Regions from separate parts of the Homo sapiens genome. Here region 1 is linked to region 2. Evidence: chromatin contacts called from ENCODE Hi-C or POLR2A ChIA-PET data. All regions are on one chromosome and are shown on one strand. Each heading gives the region's core, a stretch centred on a gene start or an enhancer-like site at or near the end of the contact. The rest is flanking DNA. Distances are from core to core; before and after follow the strand shown. Region 1 overlaps LOC112267968. Region 2 overlaps LOC112267968.

Region 1 (3,375 bases), core at 321-2,820, 37 kb after region 2:
AGCCTGCGTATGAGATCCTGTCTCAAAAAAAAAAAAGCAATACTCAGTGTTTTCCAAAAATCAATTAAGTGGCATGAGTCTTGGATTTCGTGCCCTGATGATGGGTTCCCGCTCTGGAGTGGGACTCTGCTCTCTGGCCTTTCCACCCCGCAGACACCTCCCACAGCCTTGTGAATAAGTCAGAGCTTTCTCTCCATCAAGCGGGGGTGGGCGTCTATAAATGATACAGCCCAAAGGAAAGCCTGGGCGGCTCTGAAGTGGTGGTGTTTCAAGTCTTGCTGGTGGTTAGTTTGCTATTTAGGGAGAGAATACAATAGAGAAATTGGGTCTCAAACCGTAATGCATGGGAACTAGAACTCTCTGCTCTGTTTTTAAATGGCTTCTGCTTCTCTTTGAATTTATTTGGAAACATGTCTGGCTATTTCCATATATTTGAGGGATATATAACTCCCAGGTATGGAGCAAACGTTGTCTCTCCGGCTATACCCATCAGAGCCTGCTTCACTGCCTAGCCCAGAGACCACCCTCAAACGCCTGAGGGGAAAGTCAATGGTTGAAGTGAGTGCTTGGGAGTGGTGGGACCGTAGAAAATGGTAGAAGTTGTGCTGGGTCCAAAGGGACAGCCCATGAGGGCCACATAGGAATGCGGGCCCAGTGTTACTGCCAATGATTTAAAACGCCAGTAAGCCGACATTCTATTAAATGTCCATTCATTCTAAACATTTCTTTCTTTTTTTTTTTTTGAGATGGAGTCTCGCTCTCTCACCCAGGCTGGAGTGCAGTGGCACAATCTTGGCTTACGGCAACCTCCGCCTCCCGGGTTCAGGCAATTCTCCTGCCTCAGCCTCATGAGTAGCTGGGACTACAGGCATGTGCCACCACTCCCGGCTAACTTTTTGTATTTTTTTTTTTAGTAGAGACGGGTTTCACCGTGTTAGCCAGGATGGTCTCGATCTCCTGATCTCGTGATCTGCCCACCTCAGCCTCCCAAAGTGCTGGGATTACAGGCGTGAGCCACTGCCCCCGGCCCTAAACATTTCTTTAAACACAATGTGGGTCAAAGCTCAGACCTTTCGCCCCAGCCATCCCAACCATCTGCAGATTTAGAGCACATGAAAACATGCGGCCTATACAGAGGCTCTGGCGATGTGGGTGAAATATTTGAATATTTAAAATAAGATGTTATGAACCAAATTGAGAGGAACAGATCTGTATTTGTCAGATAATTATTCATTTGAGCTTGAAAAAGCATGCACGTGTAGATAATCCACATCCAGTCAAGTGAAGTAGGTCAAGTTTCTTTCCTGAGTATTCTGCTTGCCAGGCACCTGTCCGCATGTCAGTCTTGGTCTGCCCACGATTTTTGTTTTCTTTCCCCTCTCCTTTGATCGCTGTTCCTCCTCATGCTCCCTGGCCAGTCCCCCGCCCTCCAGCCCTATTTTGCACTTCCTTGTGATCCCAGGAGAACTGTACACTTGCCGGGGTTAATTTTTCTGACACACACAGAGACCTAATTTGGTGATGTCATTAAAAAAAAGCACTCGTGTTAACCATATTTCACAACAAAGGCGCCTCAGCACTCTCACCGGAGGGGAAATTTTTTTAATGCACTGAAATAGGAAACAAGTGACGTGGCGAATACCTGGTGAACGGAAACAACTGTGCCCTTTGCCTTTCCATGCACTGATGAATTTCCAGCGGAGTGGGGCCTGCTGGTGGCTTCGCACAGCGAAAGTGCCGCCGGGCCCTGCTCCATGGAGACCTGATCTTCTCTCCCCAGAACTTCACATGGGAAATGATCTAGTCAACTGGGGCCCTGCTGAGTTCAGCATCAGCTCCCAGCCTGAATAGACTTCAGGAGCCTGCTGGAAGTGGGAGAAGGAAGGGTGGTCACAGGTGCACCCTGGGAGTGGGTGGCGAGGCCTCTTAGGTCAGTTTGCCCAAGTGTGTGCTCCTCCGATCTGAACTCCCAGTATTTGACTGTGGATTTGGCATAAAGGTATGGAGAGTGGCTCAGTATTTGGGGGCTCTTTGAATTACTGGTGACTTTGCAAAAGAAAAAAGTGCAGTTAAAGGGATTTCAGCCATAAGAAGCCTGACCTGGAAACCATCATTTCCTGGCATCTGGGGTTTCGAGGCAACACAGCTGTGGGTCCACCATTCCACACAGCCTGGATTAACCTGCATTGGAGGCCCCCTGCATAAAGTCATGGCGCATACAGCTCTCCAAAGTCACGTTGTGTGGATGCAGTTGCCCTGAGGTATAGGTACAAGCCTGTCATCCATTGCTAAGCACCCACAGCATCTCATCTCATTTCTGGCAAGATAATCAGGTTTTGATTGGCAAGATAATCAGGTTTCATTTTCAAGCCAGGTGTGGTGGCTTACACCTGTAATCCCAGCACTTTGGGAGGCCGAAGTGGGAGGATCACCTGAGGCCAGGAGTTTGAGACCAGCCTGGGCAACAAAGTAAGACCCTGTCTCAAAAAAAAAAAAAAAGTTTAAATTAGCTGGGCCTTTAGTCCTAACTGCTTGGCAGACTGAGGAGAGAGGACTTCCCTCAGGAGTTTGAGGCTTCAATGAGCTATGATAGCACCACTGCACTCCAGCCTGGGTGACAGAGTAAGACTCTGTCTAAAAAAAAAAAAAAAAAAAAAAAAAAAATCAAACTTGGTCCTCAACCTATGGCATGAATTACCATTTTCTTCAACAGGGCTAACACTGACTGCCTGCCATGTGCCAGGCTAATCTCTTTACCCTCATTCTTTCTCAATCCTTACAACACTCCTATACAATTAGGGCCATTTTATAGATGAAGTAACTGAGGCTCCGTGATGTTAAGCAATCTGCAGACCTCTCAGCTGGCAAGTGGCAGGGCTGCGAGCTGGAGTCAGGCCTGTCTGGCTCCAGGGACTTTCCCTTCTCCACATGATCAAATGTTGCCTTCTGGATATTTTTCATTTACTTCTTTTTTCTCATCCACTGACGTTCCACACTCCTGTGGCATGTTGCCTGCATTACTTCAATAGTTTCTGCTATTTTCCTTGCATCAGACCTTAATTCCCTCAACTCTCTGTCCCCCTCCATCCTCCCTGTCACTGCCCGAGGAATTCTCTCAAATATGTATGCCTCAATCACTCCCAGGCATCAGAGCCCACAGGACTCCTCAGTCCCTTTGATCGATCTCGCCAGGCTCTGTGTGCTAACCCTGGCCCCTCTCTGCTGCTTGCCAAGAGGCCCTCTCCGCATTTCAACCCAGGGACCACTTGCAGCCTAGAGTGGGTGTCTCCCTGCAAACCTGTGTCACCTACTTGTCTGGCTCATCTGCCTGTCTCGTCTGTTGTAACGCACGTGGTCTCTTTCATTTCCACAGCC
Region 2 (3,143 bases), core at 366-2,865:
AGGTTAGAATTTTGAGATGAGATCATCCTGGATCAGGGTGGGCCCCGAATCCAATGATGGGTGTCTTTAAAATAAAAAAAGGAGAAGATTCACAGAGGAGAAGCCGTGTGAGGACAGAGGTAGAGACTGAAATGATATGTCTACAAGCCAAGGAGCACAGGGGATGCCAGGACCACTGGAAGCCAGGAGAAGGCCCGGACACGTTCTCCCTTAGAGCCTTCCAGGGGCACCCACCCAGCGGAACCATTGACTTTGGACTTCTAGCCTCAGAGCTGTTTGTGGTAATATGTTACAGCGCCCCTGGAAATGAATACACTGCCTTTTCCTGAACCCTCCTATTATTCTATCTTATTTTCTCTTGAGACCCATCAGTTCTGACACTATGTTTTATTTTTTCACACACACGTTTGCCTTCTACCAGATCACAACCCCCAGAGGGCAGGATCCAGCTTGACTGCCCTCATGCCACCTCTCTCGAGGATTCCTGAAGGGTTGGTACTCTGGTAATGTCTGCATGGTACTGCACGAGGAAGCTGGAGCACCAATGAGTTAATGCCCCTGAAGGGACTTGACCGACTCAGAGGGAGCTGGAGCACTTCCTTGGCCTCCATGGCAGCCCCTCCCCTCCATGGCTGGGTCAGCCTGATTCTGGCTCAGCCCTGAGACTTCTTTGTTGCTTCAAGTCTTAGGACGTCCTCACCCAACCTCCCTGGTAGACTTCAGACAGCACTGGGTGAGGGGCTTATCCTCTTTGCACCCCCGTTGTCCTCATCAGCACTTAGAGCCCTTGAGGACTTGGTCTCCAGCCAGATTTCAGGCTCAGTTTGTCTTATCTATCTGCTTGGCCGGTCCCCTAGCCCCCTGTCCCTACGGCGAACTCTCTGACTGCAGTGCAGTGATACCAGCCCCTTGGCAGTGGGTTGATTTGCGTGCCCACCTGCCCCCAACCTTATTTATGTGTTGGAGTCCCCAGTACCTCAGATTGTGGCCTTACTTGGAGATAGGATCGCTACAGAAGGAATTTGGTTAAAGTGAGGTCTTTAGGGTGGGCAATCCAGGATGACTGATATACTCACAAAAACTAGAAATTTGAGCACAAATATGTATAGAGGGAAGAGGATGTGAAGACGCAGGGAGAAATCAGCCATCTACCAGCTGAGGAGAGAGTCCTGGAACAAACTCTTCTCTCACAGCCTCAGAAGGAACCAACCCTGCTGACACCTTGATCTTGGACTTCCAGCCTCCAGAACCAGGAGATGTACATTTCTGCCATTTAACCCACCCAGTCTGTGGTCCCTTGTAATGGCAGCCCTCGCAGGCGACCACTCTAGTAGTTCTCAAACCATCCAAACCCTTCCCTGGGGGCAGGCGCCATGCTCAGAGGTTTACCTGAATTATCTCATTTAATTCTCTTAAAAACACAGTATCTGAAGTTCCTTTTTATGAAAAGAAGCGTTGTCTATGCTGGTTGGCCTGTGCTGACATTGTAAACGAACCCATCTGAATGAATCAAAAACAGCAGTCACAGGATTGCATGATATCCCAGAGACTACAACGGGAGGGACAGTTCAAAGGGCATAGCCATGCTCAGGCCAGCGTGAGTGGAGATGCCAGGGCTTCTTGTGGTCATCTGATATTAGAGGGGGTGGAACTTCCCACATTAGTAAGAGAAAGAATTTTTTCTAACTTGGAGGAAGCCATTCTGCAAGGAGAAAATCCATTTGTGACGCCCAGTTTGAAAGACTCTTACCTCACATGTGACTAGGACATCTGTGTCAGAAAGGAAGTGGGTGACTTATTGTATATCAAGTGCTCAGAAGAGTGACAGGCGCATAGCGAGTTCTGGGTAACTGTGGACCATTATTATTATTAGTATTCTAAAGTTTCTCTGTCAAGAAAGAGTGTCACAAACATTAATGATGGTTCCTACCTTGTACACTATGAGCTGATCCTATGAAGTTTATAGGACCACAGTTATCTACTGCAAGGATAAAACAGAAGCCATTTTTCTAGAATATTTCAGAAAGTAAAAGAAGATGACACAACCCCAACCATTTCCTGCCAAAGCCCTACATCTGTGGCTACGAACTTTGCGGAGCTGGTTTTTTATTGTGATGCTCAGTGAACCTCTCAGTTCTTACGTGTGGCTGCAAGCTTCTCTGCTATCATTTGGGCCTCTGTAAGGCTGCAGAGTGAGCCTTCTTCATGGCCCCTCCTTTTGCAGGTGTTTATATCTGCTCTCCAGTAGAAAGCCCTTCTCCACACTTTGCCATTAAGCAGTTTGCCAGAACAATTTGAAGCAAATAGGGAGGTTGTGGGAGAGTTCCCAAGTCACCCCTCAGAGATGGACTGAGATCAGAAACTTAGTAATTCTAACCTTATCAATCATCTTGGCTGTGAAGACCATCTTCACTGGCCTGGATCTTCCTTCCCCCAACCAAAACAAAAAACCAGTTAGCAGCCAGCACTTGCATCACACACCTGCTAAGTGCGAGAAATTCTGTGTTAGTTATTTCTATTTAAGCTACCTCATTCTTAGTTCTCTAAACTATGTGTGACAGCAGCTCATTTATTCTTCCTCAAAATTCTGTAGTGCAGATAAAGCTACTTCCTTAATGGATGAGGATACTGAATGAAATTTGCCTGGGTAAAATACTCAGGAAAAGACAGATTTAGGATTCCAATGTTGGTCTTCTTGGCTTCGGGTTCTAGGCTATTTCCAAATCCCCTGAAGCTTCTCAGTTTGGGAATGCCTGAGTCAGGGAGACCATTTAGGCTGGAAAGGACACGGTTGATGAAATACACTGAGAAGGTTCCACATATGAGGTCTCTCCAGAGATGTCTGGAATTCCTCAGTCAGAATCTCTGTTTTCGGCTAAGGTGCATTTACAAAGGGGCAGCAGAGGCTCTCAGTACTGACCTGGGGGGCACACAGCCCCCTGTTCCAGTGGGTCTCTAGATCAGATGGCACCACCAGCCAACGGAGGGCACAGGTGAGTATGGATGTCAGGAGAGGATGAAGAGGCTTCAAGAAGAGGCCGGAAGAGCTGGAAGAGTCAATGCAACAGGTATTGTGGGTGTTATTGGGAGCCAGGCTCTGGGCTGATTGCAGGCTGTGGGCTGGAGGGACGTGGTCTATGAGG

The links. A loop is a pair of places that touch in the nucleus more often than their neighbours do. ChIA-PET counts read pairs that join two places held with the same protein, here RNA polymerase II (POLR2A). Pooled maps may share reads with other maps.
Region 1: a map of CD8-positive, alpha-beta T cell shows a loop between it and region 2 (6-fold over the local background). The contact joins two enhancer-like sites. A Hi-C loop is called at or near these places in 11 of 168 maps with a recorded cell type or tissue (B cell, CD14-positive monocyte, CD4-positive, alpha-beta T cell and 5 more), 6 of 37 single-sample maps with no recorded cell type and 16 of 50 pooled maps. POLR2A ChIA-PET finds 5 or more read pairs at or near these places in 26 of 52 experiments (B cell, CD4-positive, alpha-beta T cell, CD4-positive, alpha-beta memory T cell and 18 more).

What each region holds. Positions count from the first base shown.
Region 1 is chr6:159,097,266-159,100,640 of GRCh38, forward strand. The region is part of intron 2 of LOC112267968; the gene reads right to left. Among named protein-coding and RNA genes, the nearest start is that of TAGAP, 54 kb to the left of the region's middle. Within about 2 kb of position 1,571, at least 7 of the 41 ENCODE cell types and tissues checked have a DNase peak (open chromatin) inside an H3K27ac peak, as active enhancers do; they include B cell, CD14-positive monocyte, CD4-positive, alpha-beta T cell and 3 more, where a contact is called at or near this core.
Region 2 is chr6:159,060,661-159,063,803 of GRCh38, forward strand. LOC112267968 reads right to left here. Exons shown (of 5, transcript XM_047419645.1): 5 at 1,218-3,047. The coding sequence ends at 2,876. Among named protein-coding and RNA genes, the nearest start is that of TAGAP, 17 kb to the left of the region's middle. Within about 2 kb of position 1,616, at least 7 of the 41 ENCODE cell types and tissues checked have a DNase peak (open chromatin) inside an H3K27ac peak, as active enhancers do; they include B cell, CD14-positive monocyte, CD4-positive, alpha-beta T cell and 3 more, where a contact is called at or near this core.